2 separate regions of the Homo sapiens genome follow, and region 2 is linked to region 1. Evidence: chromatin contacts called from ENCODE Hi-C or POLR2A ChIA-PET data. All regions are on one chromosome and are shown on one strand. The core of a region is the stretch at or near the end of the contact, and the rest is flanking DNA. Distances in the headings are between cores, read along the strand shown.

Evidence for each region. A loop is a pair of places that touch in the nucleus more often than their neighbours do. ChIA-PET counts read pairs that join two places held with the same protein, here RNA polymerase II (POLR2A). Pooled maps may share reads with other maps.
Region 2: a loop to region 1 is called in a map with no recorded cell type, with 6 times the contacts of the local background. The contact joins two enhancer-like sites. A Hi-C loop is called at or near these places in 1 of 37 single-sample maps with no recorded cell type and 2 of 50 pooled maps. POLR2A ChIA-PET finds 5 or more read pairs at or near these places in 2 of 52 experiments (Panc1 and activated CD8-positive, alpha-beta T cell).

Annotation. Positions count from the first base shown.
Region 1 is chr20:41,155,645-41,162,451 of GRCh38, forward strand. PLCG1 (phospholipase C gamma 1) reads left to right here. Exons shown (of 32, transcript NM_002660.3): 2 at 3,962-4,114; 3 at 4,226-4,319; 4 at 4,462-4,509. Among named protein-coding and RNA genes, the nearest start is that of MIR6871, 10 kb to the right of the region's middle. RefSeq lists enhancers at 1,783-1,932, 2,429-2,949. Within about 2 kb of position 1,532, at least 9 of the 41 ENCODE cell types and tissues checked have a DNase peak (open chromatin) inside an H3K27ac peak, as active enhancers do.
Region 2 is chr20:43,677,052-43,683,566 of GRCh38, forward strand. MYBL2 (MYB proto-oncogene like 2) reads left to right here. Exons shown (of 14, transcript NM_002466.4): 3 at 4,733-4,804; 4 at 5,743-5,835. Among named protein-coding and RNA genes, the nearest start is that of MYBL2, 13 kb to the left of the region's middle. RefSeq lists an enhancer at 859-1,549. Within about 2 kb of position 4,665, at least 9 of the 41 ENCODE cell types and tissues checked have a DNase peak (open chromatin) inside an H3K27ac peak, as active enhancers do.

The sequences.
Region 1 (6,807 bases), core at 282-2,781:
ATCATCTTTATTTCACCCAAGTTTGGGTTTGCACCTAGTGGAGCCTTGGCAAGTGGCCTTATTTGTCTCCACTACTGCCAGCTTTTGTAGGCTCCATGTCAATGGCACTAGGCACACAGGTAGACAGGTGGGCTGTCTCCAGACTTCTCTATTACCAGCACTTCCCAGCATGGCCCTCACAGCAACCATGTGAGGTAAGAGGAATTTCCAGTTTCCTGATGGGGAAACTGAGACCAAAAGAGTGAGGGACTGCCAAGGCCTCATAGCTAGAATTTAAGAGCTGTGTGGTTCTCCTCACTAAGCTGGGAAGGGGATGGTCAGGGAAAGCTTCTTGAAAGAGCAGGAGAAGGCAGATCTCCATCAGGGCAGGGAGCAGAGCAAGGCCCCAGGATTCTGCCTGGGGCACCAGGAAGCCTGGCTTATGAGAAGGTTCTCAGTCCTCAGAGCTGACATGTGATATACAGTCCAGGCACAGGTGTGTGTGGTCCCTCATTACTTCAGAGCCCCTTAAGAAAGACTGAATCTATTTCTTCATCAGAGTTTGTGAGCGATTCAATATAAGGGACTAAATCCCCCTCACTGCCCCAAGCAGCTTATCTTGTCACTGTCTACCATAGCCACATTTGGAATGGTAATGCCCAGGCCATTCCTGAAGCCCAGGCAGCATTCACTGTGGGCTTGGGGACATGGTGCCATTCCTGAAGCCTGGGCAGCCATCACCATGGGCCTGGGGACGTGGTGCTGGGCAGAATGAATATGCTGCAGCCCTGATGGGCTGTGCTGGCTGGGCTTTGCCTTCTTGGGTCAAGGCGAGCCTGGGCATTAGGCCTTTGTCATTATGCTATACATCAGGCTTCTGGGCTGCTACTTGTGGGATCCTGCCCTTGTTCTCAAAGAGTTCCTCCTTCTCACTGCCCCATCTTCTTCATAGTGACGGCCTCTTCGTACCCCTGGCTTTTCTTTTCCCCAGAGTTCCCCTGAATGTTGTCCTCTCATGGTTCTGAGTTGGGGAGGAGTGCTAGGTCATGGATTTTTGGGTATAACGTGTGACTTTCCTACTCCCCTAAGTAGTTCTCCCCTTCTCAAGCTCCTAAGTTCTGGGAAGGTCTCTTTTCCTGCCCTCCTGACTAATGGCAGAGAGGTCTGACCCAGACTGTGCCAGACTGGATCATTCGCTCTGTCACCTGCCACCAGGGCAGAGGCCATTCCTCTCTGGGGAGTCTCCTTGTGAATTTCTGGGGACCAGCTCTGGCTCTCTCAAGAAAGAGGATGCTGCCATATTTGTTCTGGGAGGCAGGAAGATGAAGGGTGAGGTTGGGAGGTAGCACAGGATGTGGCTTTCAAGAACCTAGTAGAGCATCTCACTGTGCTGCCAGGGCCAGGCTGGTGCCTTCTTACGGAAGACAGTACAAGGGATCAGGTGTGGCCAACAGGAACTTGGGAGCATTGGATGCCTGGCGTGGAGCTGCGCTATGCTTACCTGGTTCCTATCTCAGGCACCTGTTCTGCCTTCAACTGATCTCAATGGAAATATGTGCAGGAGTGCAGGCCTGTTGACTCTGTGTGTGTGTGTGTGTGTGTGTGTGTGTGTGTGTGTACAGTCACACTCACCTTTGCAAGAAGGTGTGGGAGGGGGATGACAGCAGCTCCACACCGGAAGAGCAGACTGGTTTCTGTTTCAAAAGGCAGAGTTTGTGGTTGTTCTGCAGTTTCTGATCTAGCCATTTCCCCTGATGGAAGCTCCTCCTTCTGTCATTGGAAGCCCTGTGTTCTCGGTTAGGTCTTTTATGGCCCAGTTCTCCCTGCCCCTGTTTCTACCCGAGTATAACTGTTCATTTTTGTTCCCCATCCCTATTTGGTTTTCCCTCCTTCTGCCTGTGTACCTGCCTTTTTCATTTCTTCAGTCATTAAGCAAGCCCTGGAGGGGCCCTGCCTGGCCTTAGGTATGTGAGCATGTATGTACGTGTTTGTATGCACGAGGCATCAAGTGTATTAGTACCACAGGAAGGAGCTTCTCAGTTGGGCCCTTGGTGGAAGAGAAGGGAGCCGGGGAGGTGGACATTTCCAGACTAGGAATCAAGATGAAATAGGGATGGGAAGCAACAGCTATTCTTGCCCTAGGTGTGGCTTAGTGTGGATGGAGCAGAGAGGGTGAGAGGGCAAAAGCTGGGGAGGTAAATTCCTGAGCCCTGTCACAAAGAGCCTTCAAGGCCATAGAAGGTGTTTGTTGTTTGTTCTCCTTAGACTGGCAGTGGGCAGCCTCGGGAGGGGCTTGAATGAGGTCTAGGGGGGTCAGAATAATGTTTTATGAAGAGCCAGAAGACTGGGGAAGGATGGCTGATGGGTGAGAACCAGGGGTCAGGGAAAACAGCAGAAAAGGCAGGACTCTCAGCTGGAGGACAGGCTGGAGGGGTTTGCTGAGGGGACAGGTGGTTCCAGGTAGAACCAGAAATGTGTCGGGGAGCTAGGGTTAGGGCCAGAAGCAATGCCCACTGTTCCAGGTGGGATAGATGTGGAGTTTTGTGACAGTTGCTAGAGGGACAGGACAGGAAGAGAGCATCTGGGGGAGTTGGGCCGTTAGGACATTCCAGGCAGGTTGGTGTGCAGTTCGGGCTGGAAGGGCTCCTGGGGTGGGGGCTGGCCAGGCAAATGCTGGCACTGCATCTGGCTCCGAAGTTACCAGGCCAGTCTGGGTTTAGAGGATTTTAAGAGGCTTCAGAGCTTGGGGAGTACTCAAAGAAAGTCATAGCTGTTGGCTAAGCCAAGCTTTTTTCCTTTGACCTAATCTACCTTAAATCGGTGATTTCTGGGCTGGAATGTCTGCCCTCCAGCCAGCAGGCAGCCCCTCCCTGTGCTGGAGAGTGTGTCAGAGCCTGTGCACCTTTGCTGAGGGAGCAGAGGAGTCCATTGGATGGGCCCCCTCCATGTCCCACATATAGTGCTGGGTGTTTCTAGCTGTTACGACTTTTGATCTTACCAACATCTTTCTGATGCTATTGTGTTACTCTTATGTTACTCTCTTCACAGGTGTAGCAGTGAGGTCAGAGTGGCTGTCACTTTATTGAGATCACATAGCTAATGTGAGGTAGAGCTAGGATTTTAGTTCAGCCAGTCTCACCCAGAGCTCGTGCATGTTTTTTCTACCACCCTGCCTTCTAGAGAAACTCAGTCAAGCCCTTTGCTTTACACATGGTAAAACTGAGACTCTGAGAAGTTAAATAAATTATTCATCATTGCCTCAAGTTTTAGTGGCTGAGGGCAGGTCATCTGCTATTCAAGCCCGTGTACCTCTCTGACTATGCCTTGTGAAGGCCACGGGAGCATGCAAGGGCCTTGGATAGCTAAGATAAGGAAATGGTCCCAGGCAAAATGGTGGTCTGGGTCCAGGATGGTTGCTGCTCTTGGACAGCCAGTGCCTTGGTCAGGGGATGGGGTGGGGATTAGGCCCCTTGCTGAGACTTGTGTGGGGATGGCTTTAGCAGTTAGGCATTTCAGGGATGCACCAGTCCTCTGGGCCAGAGCCTACTTTCTCCCAGGGATCCTGAGGCCCATCTTGACCTACCCAGCCCTGCCTCTGGGACTTTATGATTTGATTTGTGTGTACCTTGTGTCAGGAAGTGGTCCTCATGAACAGCCTTGGGTCCCTATTTCTTCTTCTGGAGTCTAGCTCTTTTGCAGGTCAAAATGTCTCAGTGAGGGAACAAAGATAGGGAAGGGACACCCCACAGAACCACCTTTCCCCCATATAGCCCTCTCTGACATCTCAGCCCTTACTTAGCAAAGGCCTATCCCTAGACTCAACCCAGCCCTCTTATTACCAGAGTGACTGAGTGGTCTTGGCTCTGCCTCTGGGGTTCCTCCCTGAGAGAGAGTGTAAGAATGAGGAAACCAGGCTGCCCTCCTTTCGGTGTTGACTCTGGGAGACCCCAGCTTGATCTTGGCCTCTTTGCTACCTTCCTAGTTGACATTCGTGAAATTAAGGAGATCCGCCCAGGGAAGACCTCACGGGACTTTGATCGCTATCAAGAGGACCCAGCTTTCCGGCCGGACCAGTCACATTGCTTTGTCATTCTCTATGGAATGGAATTTCGCCTGAAAACGCTGAGCCTGCAAGGTGGGAGTTAAGGGGGTAGAGGAGGTAGAGGATAGTTAGGGGAATGCCTGCTGGCTCCTGCCCAGTGGGAGGTATGTGCCCTCGGGGCAGCTATTGATACCTTGCTCACAGCCACATCTGAGGATGAAGTGAACATGTGGATCAAGGGCTTAACTTGGCTGATGGAGGATACATTGCAGGCACCCACACCCCTGCAGATTGAGAGGTAAGAACCACTCCTGAAGGGGTTAGGGCTGGGAGCATTAGGGACCAGGGGGACAGGGACAGCAGACCTTTGTGTGCCCAGACATCTCCCAGGCCTGACTGTAGATGGAGAAGTGGCCCTCACCTCAGGCTTCTCTCTCCAGGTGGCTCCGGAAGCAGTTTTACTCAGTGGATCGGAATCGTGAGGATCGGTAAGTACTGAGCTGTGGCTGTAGCCCAGCAGGGTGGGGATGGGCATCCAGAACCTTAGCCAGGCCTCTAAGTAGCTGCCCGGAGAGCCAGAGGACCCAGGGGACCTTAAGTGGGGCCAGGAGGGTGGGCAGAAGGTTCTGCCACGTGTAGCTTTCTGCACAAAGTCCTCTGGTGGCCTTGGTGTGAGCTGGTGAGAGGAGCCAGCCACATGCTGTGTGCCCTGCCACTATGGGCAGAGACTGGATGTGTAGAACTGGCTTTGGGTGTCCTGGAGGTGAGGGTGGCCAGTAGCGTGTGAAGGGTGCCCTGAAACTCTGGCTCTGAGACCTGGTATGGCAGCCAGAGGGGCCAAGGAGAGAAGGGGGAGCAAAGACCAGATAGTGTGGGTGCTGCACCATGGTGAGGTCCTTTGACCTGAAAGAAATGGGAAGCCATGGAAGGGTTCTGAGGAGAGGAGTGATGTGACCTGACTTGGGTTACTCAAGATCACTCTGCCTGCTGTGTGGAGAGCTCAGTTAGGAGCTGTTTCCACACTCCAGGTGAAAAATGAGAGGGCTTGGATCATGATGGTAATGGTAGGAAGTGGCTGGATTTTGGCCATGTTGTATTTTGAAGATAGCGCCAGAAAGAATGTCCTTAACAGATTGATTTTGGGGTGTGAGAGGCATTGAGGATAATAGTATGCTGTTTGGCTTGAGCAACTGGAAAACAGAGTCACCATTGACTGAGATGAGAAGATCATGGGACTAGCCCATTTGGAGGGAAGCTTGGGTTCAGTTCGAGGCATGTTAAGTTTTCTGATGCCTATTAGCTGTCCAGGGAGAGATGTTGAGTAGGCAGGTGGTTAGAGTGAGTTTAGGTACATACACAGTAGGGGCTACAGATTTTAACTTGGGAGTATGTAGATAACACTGAAAGCCACAGGGCTGGGTGAGATCACCTAGGGGGCAAGCAGACCAAGAAAAGGGCAGGGTCCAGTGGCTGATCCCAGACCACCCCCATATTAGAGATTGGAGGGGTCAGGGACAACTAGTGCGGTAAGAGGAGAACCCCCAGAGTGTTGAGTTCTGGCAGCCCAAGGAAGAAGACAGTGGTGAAATCTGACCGTTGACCCTTGGATTTAACATGGTGAGAAGAGCGGTGTCACCCTAGCGGTGAGGGGCTCAAGGGAATGAGAGGGAGCAAGATGACTCTTGCAAGGAGTTTTGCTATGGAGGGGAGCAAAGAAGAGGGCAGTAGCTGGAGAGCTAAGCAGGGGCAAGACAGGTGTTTTTGGTGGAAGAAGTAACAAGCTGTTCGTATGCTGATGGGAAAGAGACCACAGAGGGCAAGATCGGTGATGCAGGCAGTTGCAACCAGAAGGCCTCTGTTTCCTCACTGGAAAACAAGGACCCTGATAGCACCTACCTCCTGGGTGACTGAGGATCAGAGGAGGGGGCGCCTATATAGAGCCAGCCCTCCCTCCGCAGTGCTTGATCCACTCAGTGTGGCGCTCAGCCCCCTCGGGGAATTTTGGTGCCTCCTCCCAGGCTCTTGGGGCCCAGAGGAGGTGGTCCCACCCTCCCCTCCCCTCCTTGACACCACCTTCCAGGAGAGAAAGCCCCCCCCTTCCCCCTTCTTGTCCATCCTGTTGCCAGGTCCAGCAGTGTCCCCAGCCTCACATCCTGGGCAGGACACCCCTGGAGAGCAGGGGCGCTTGTTCTCTCAGTTTCTTTCCTGGAGCCAGGCCCTGTCTAGCCCCAGGAGGTGCCCAGTTGCCAGTCATTGTATTTGGTGGAGCATGCACCTCCTCCTTCCTCCCTCTCATGGGTTAGTGGGTTCTGAGGACCAAACTCCCAGCATCCCAGTGGGCAGCAGGTAGGGACCTGCTGCCATGCTGCCCCCAACAGGGAAGTTGTGAGTGAGCCCTGCCTTCTGTCTTGGATAGGCTGACTGCCACCTTGGCACAGGCCTCAGCAGTGCCGGTAGGAGGGGAGGCCTGGAGTGTGGTTTTTCTTCCTCCCATGCCTGACCCACTTTACTGAATCTGTTCACATCTTCCTTGCCAGAATTACAGGTTTTTTTTGTTTGTTTTGTTTTTGTTTTTTTTTTTTTTTTTTTTGCTCAGATGAGGAACTGAGGTCCAAAGAAAGGAAGGGACTAACCTCACCCCATGGGTTCTGATCCAGTCTTGCCCTCAGGCCTCCAGGTTCCCAGAATAGTGTTGTTTACCTGTCCAGCCCCAGGTGGGCTCGACCCACAGGTCAGAGGTCATGAGAAGCTGGATGAGACCACTGGGGATGTCCCTGTTTTCTCAG
Region 2 (6,515 bases), core at 3,415-5,914, 2.5 Mb after region 1:
TTTTTCTAAAACTTGCTGTGTGAGTGGTAAACTCCTTTTAAATCATGAAAGATGTTTTTCCAGATGCGTGCTAAGCAAACCTTTTCTGCTCATCCTGTTGTGGACCAGGGACTATATTTGGCTCTTGTGGGCTTAGAAGAATAAACAAGACCAAGTTCCTACCCCAGAGCAGATTTCTCTCTGGAATGGAGAGATAAGACCGTGTGCAGGTCCCTGGAATGTGCTGTGGTCATCCGCGGCACCGGTAGGATCAGTGTCTGTTGGTGCTCACTGTTGTAGCTCTGGGCACCTGCTAATTGTAAGATGAGTGGATGGCAAGTACCTTTAGAAGGAGAGATTACTGCTGCCTGAAGAGGTTAAGGAAACTTATGTGGAGAAAGTGACCTTTGAGCTAAGGATGAGGATTTGGAAATTTAGCAGTGAGGGAAGACCTACAGTGTGCAAAAAGTGGGTAAGTCAGATCAGGAAAGGGGCTATAGGTGGAGAAAAGCCAGTACAGGAGGCCAGTTTGGTGGGAGGGAAGGGTCCTTGAAGGGGAGAAATGGTTGACGGAGATGGCCGCCCGGCCACCCCTACTGGGAAGTGAGGAGCCCCTCTGCCTGGCCAGCCGCCCCGACTGGGAGGGAGGTGGGGGGGTCAGCCCCCTGCCTGGCCAGCCACCCCGTCCGGGAGGTGAGGGGCGCCTCTGCCCGGCCGCCCCTACTGGGAAGTGAGGAGCCCCTCTGCCCGGCCACCACCCCGTCTGGGAGGTGTACCCAACAGCTCATTGAGAACGGGCCATGATGACAATGGCAGTTTTGTGGAATAGAAAGAGGGGAAAGGTGGGGAAAAGATTGAGAAATCGGATGGTTGCCGTGTCTGTGTAGAAAGAGGTAGACATGGGAGACTTTTCATTTTGTTCTGTACTAAGAAAAATTCTTCTGCCTTGGGATCCTGTTGATCTATGATCTTACCCCCAACCCTGTGCTCTCTGAAACGTGCTGTGTCCACTCAGGGTTAAATGGATTAAGGGCGGTGCAAGATGTGCTTTGTTAAACAGACGCTTGAAGGCAGCATGCTCGTTAAGAGTCATCACCACTCCCTAATCTCAAGTACCCAGGGACACAAACACTGCGGAAGGCCGCAGGGTCCTCTGCCTAGGAAAACCAGAGACCTTTGTTTACTTGTTTATCTGCTGACCTTCCCTCCACTATTGTCCTGTGACCCTGCCAAATCCCCCTCTGCGAGAAACACCCAAGAATGATCAATAAAAAAATAAATAAAGAAAGAAAGAAAGAAAGAAAAAAAAAAAAAAAGAAAGGATACACTGGGGCTGATTCCTCGAGGGCCTTGAATGTTGGGCTTAGAAGCTGTAGGATTGTTCAGCTCTCAATGCAGAGCCAGGTTAGCTTGGTTTTTGGATTGTTTTTTCTAACTCTGAACTGGACAAAGATGGAAGGTTTTTAATGCAGGGAGTGATGTGAATGTAGCCGGGCTTCAGGGGAGTTCATCTGCTGTGTGGGGGATCGATAAGAGAGATGGGTGGCCTGGCGCGGTGGCTCACGCCTGTAATCCCAGCACTTTGGGAGGCTGAGATGGGTGGATCACCTGAGATTAGGAGTTCCAGACCAGCCTGGCCAACATGGCTGAATCCTGTCTCTACTAAAAATACAAAAAATTAGCTGGGTGTGGTTGTGGGCACCTGTAATCCCAGCAATTTGGGAGGCTGAGGCAGGAGAATCACTTGAACCCAGAGGCGGAAGTTGCAGTGAGCTGAGATCGCACCATTGCACTCCAGCCTGGACAACAAGAGCAAAACTCCGTCTCAAAAAAAAAAAAAAAAAGAAAAAAACATATAGAGCACAGGCTGGGGCTGAGAGACCAGTGCTGAGGGAGTGGGAGAGGGCGCTGTGCCAGGCAAGCAAGAGGTGGCTGTGGAGAGGGCAGTGCGGGGATGGAGCTGACCACGTTGGGGAGTCCCAGGGTGGGTGGGAAGAATGTAAGTTTGGAAATGATAGTATCCAGGTCAGTTGTCAGGGAGAGTGGTGGTGCCAGAGATGGACTGGGGAACACAGAAGGAAGCAGGTAAGAGCCTGGCCAGGGCAGGGAGGGGACATGGTATAGGTAGGGAAGGGTGTCCTGGGCTGGCTCACCCAGAGAATTTATGGTGACTTTGCCCAGCCTGTGCTGGTTCTGGCCAAGCTGTAGTTGAGGGCTTTGATACCTGTCGTGGGCCACGTTGTGACCAATTTTTCTGTCTAGGAGCATGTATACATATATACACATATAAATTTGTATGTGTGACAAAACCACCTCACTTTAAATTTATCCCCTTTTCCTCCCCCTTAAATCTACCCCTTAACCATCTTTAACTTTGTAGTTCAGTGGTGTTAAGTATTTTCAGATTGTTTTGCAAAAGATCTCTAAAACTTTTTCATCTTTGAAATTGGAAACGAGGCTGAGTGTGGTGGTTTATGCCTGTAAACCGAGTACTGTGGGAGGCCGAAGCGGGAGGATTGCCTGAGTGTAAGAGTCCTAGACCAGCTTGGAAAACATAGCAAGACCCTATCATTAAAAACAAAACAAAAAATACCCACCAACTTGGTGGGTCACGGTGGCTCAGGCCTGTAATCCCAGCACTTTGGGAGGCCGAGGCAGGAGATTGCTTGAGGCAGTCTAGACCAGCCTGAAGAACATGTGAGATCCTGTCTCTACAACAAAAAAATGAAAATTAGCCAGGCCTGGTGGTGTGTGTCTGTGGTCCCACCTACTTGGGAGGCTGAGGTGGAAGGATCACTTGAGCCCATGAGGTTGAGGATGCGGGGTGGGCTGTGTTTGCACCACTGCACTCTAGCTTGGGTGACCAAGAGAGACCCTATCTCAAAAAAAAAAAAAGGATGGAAAACTGAAACTAATTAAACATGAATTCACTCTCCTCCCACCCTCCAGCCCTTGGCAGCTATCTTTCTACTCTGTTTCTGTGATTTTGACTATTTTATTTATTTATTTTATTTTTTCAAGACAGAGTCTTGCTCTGTTGCCCATGCTGCAGTGCAATGGCATGATCTTAGCTCACTGCAACCTCTACTTCCCGGGTTCAAGTGAATCTTCTGCTGCAGCCTCCCGAGTAGCTGGGATCACAGGCGCCTGCCACCACGCTGGGCTAATTTTTGTATTAGTAGAGACGAACTTTCACCATGTTGGCCAGGCTGGTCTCAAACTCCTGACCTCAGGTGATCCACCTGCCTCGGCCTCCTGAAGTGTTGGGGTTAAAGGCATGAGCCACTGCTCCCTGCCTGATTTTGACTATTTTAGATGCTTCCTGTGAGTGGAATCCTGAGTATTTGCCCTGTCTGGCTATTTGACTTAGCATAGTGTCCTCAGCTTTCATCCATGCTGTAGCATGTGTCAGAATTCTCTCGACTGAGTAATATCCATTGTTTATATGCATGACATTTTCTTTCTTTTTTCTTTTGTTTGAGATGGAGTCTCACTCTTGCTCTGTTGCCGAGGCTGGAGTGCAGTGGCATGATCTCGGCTCACTGCAACCTCCGCCTCCCAGGTTCAAGCAATTCTTCCTCATCCTCCCGAGTAGCTGGGATTACAGGCACCCACCACCACACCTGGCTAATTTTTGTATTTTTAATAGAGATGGGGTTTCGCCATATTGGCCAGGCTGGTCTCGAACCCCTGACCTCGTGATCTGCCCACCACGGCCTCCCAAAGTGCTGGGATTACAGGTGTGAGCCACTGCGCCTGGCTTGACATTTTCTTTATATATTAATTGATTTGACTGAGGAAAACTTTATATATAATTAACTACAACCATTTGTAGTACAATTCAGTAGAACCACCAGCACAGCCGGGCTATAGGACATTTCCATTGTCCCCAAGACATTCCTTGCCCCCCTTTGCTGTTCATCCCTTTCCACCACTGGCCTCAGACAACCACTTTTTGTCCCTATAGCTTAGTTTACATTTTCTAGAACTTCATGTGCATGGAATCATACGGCATGTACCCTCCTGTGTCTGGCTTCTTTCACACATCATAGTGACACTGAGATTCATGTTATCGCGTGAATTGGTAGTTCATTTCGGGAGGCTATTTTGATAGATACTAGCCTGTCTTCTAACTACTCTTGTTTTTGCCCAGACCTCCAGCTTCTAGTGCTGAATCACTGTCAGCTCTGGCCTGAGTTCAGTAATGACCTCCTTATGTCCGCTCGGCTCCCTTCCAGCCCCTTTCCCACCCTGTAGCAGGCAAAGAGAACTTTACAAAGTTCTCTTCATAGAACGTTTGACTGTGACCACCCACTCTTCAAACACATCAGTGGTTTTGCATGATAGATGGTTGAACTGATGCTGCGAATGGTCTGGCCCCTATGGTTCCCTCCAAAATCATCTTGGATCTGTTTTGCTTCCTCCATTTTAGCTATTCTGCATTTCCTTGGAACCTGTCCCTTAGTGTCCCTGAGTAGGCAGTCACCACGTACCTCTCCATATCTCCCAGCAGGGGGTGGCTTTACTTTTGTTCCTGTGAGCCTTCCATTGGCAGCTGGCTCCCTCCCATGAGATCAGGGGCAGCTCTTTTGCTGCCTGCTGCTGCAGCTGTAGTGCCTGGCACCTTGTACGTATTCACTTCATGACGGAATGGATGAACGAGGCTGTTCTTTTAGATTGGGCTCTGTCACGGGCAGCCCTGAGGTTTTCTGCACGTATGTGTGCTGAGCCCCTGTCTTTCTGGTGTTGGCAGGACGAGCAGCTGAGGGCCCTGGTGAGGCAGTTTGGACAGCAGGACTGGAAGTTCCTGGCCAGCCACTTCCCTGTGAGTACAGTCCTGCTGTGGCCCTCCCTCGGGGCAAGGGCTCTGGGAGAACAGTGTGCCTGGGACAGACTTTGCCAAGGAGGGGAAAAGGGAGTTCCTTACTCAGCCCCTGAAAACAAAACCAAATAAAACAGGGCAAATGGACCTTTGTAGGATCTCTCTTCCCAAGCTGGCATTCAGGGTACACTGCTGTAAACATCTTCCAGCTCCTCAGCATGCCTGGTGGTCTTCAGGCTCTGAGACATTTGCAGCATGTGGTGCATATTTGCATTTCTTCCTGTAAGTCAGGAGTGAACAGGTGTTCGGTTTCTCAACAGTGAGACTGAAACTGAGGGGAAGTGATGCTTTCAGCAGGCTTCATGGTGAGGCCCCTGCAGGGCTGGCAGGTGCTACCACATTCGAGTATTTAGAGCCTCCTGATGGTGAGGGGGTTCCCCTCAGGACCTCCTTCTCAGGCCCTCCCACCCCTGACCCACAGGTGTCTGGGAGGGAGGGGGTGTGGCAGGAGCTGCCATATGTCTTACTGCCTGGGCTGCTCAGAAAGCATGTCACCAGATCCTTTCCTGCCCCATTTCCTCATCTCCCCCTCTTCTGTGTAATCTGAACTCTTCAGGGAATAAAAATGCTCTCCTAGAAAAAAGCAGGGGTCCCTGACGTACAAGGAATTAAAGACTTGTGATGGTGGCCCCTTGTGTTCGGTTGGTAGGGAGCGGCTTCCCACAGGGGACCGAGTTTGCCCTCTCGTGTAGCAAAGGGAAACCGCCCATGTTCCGGCATGTGGGCTTGCAGTGAGTGGTGGCTGCATGGAACAGGACACACCTACCCAAGGTGTGCCTAGTCCCAGGCCATAGGCCCCTGAGCCTAGTACTTAACCAGGCCCCCAGCCCGAGGTCCCAGAAGTTCTCACAGATTGGTTTGTTCTTCTGTTCTTTTCCCAGAACCGCACTGACCAGCAATGCCAGTACAGGTGGCTGAGAGTTTTGAATCCAGACCTTGTCAAGGGGCCATGGACCAAAGAGGAAGACCAAAAAGTAACTGCTGGGACAGTGCCTTGCACACAGTGGGTCTTCACCCACCAGTGTACCTGGGGACTGTGAGATTGCCTTGTGTTGGGGTTGGGGGTGTCAAGCTGAGCATTGGGTGTGAGTTGTCTACCAGCCAGTCTGGACACTCTTATGCTGCCCTGGCTCCAGCCCTGAGATTCCAAGTTTCAGAGTGTCTCCAGGCTTCCTCACTCATGGTCTGAGGGCTATTGGGCTGATTACTCGGCTTCTCTTGTTCCACCCATGGAGGGGAGCAGTAGCAGTGCAGCGTTGTCATGAGAATTAAGCAGGTGATGCTTGTAGGGGGCTTGCAGGTTCTGTACATTTGCTCTCAGCAAATGGCAGCTGCTGCTATCCCTGATTTAATGATGATTGCACCCTGTGACCTTCACAGGGCACAGATGCCTTCTTTTGATCGCCACAGCAGTCCTGTGAGGTGGGCAGAAGTTGTTAGTCCCATTTTATAGATGGAGAGAGCAAGGCTCAGAGAGGTTGGGGATGTCCCCAACCTAGAAGAGGCAATAAGTGCCATGACTGCCTGGGGCTACCTTGGGAGTTCCCTCATCTCTTCTCCTCGATACCAGCCCAGAGGATGCCATTCCACTGAGGCAGGCATGGCTTATGAGAAAGAGGGAGATGAAGGGAACTAGGCATTTTTTTTTTTTTTT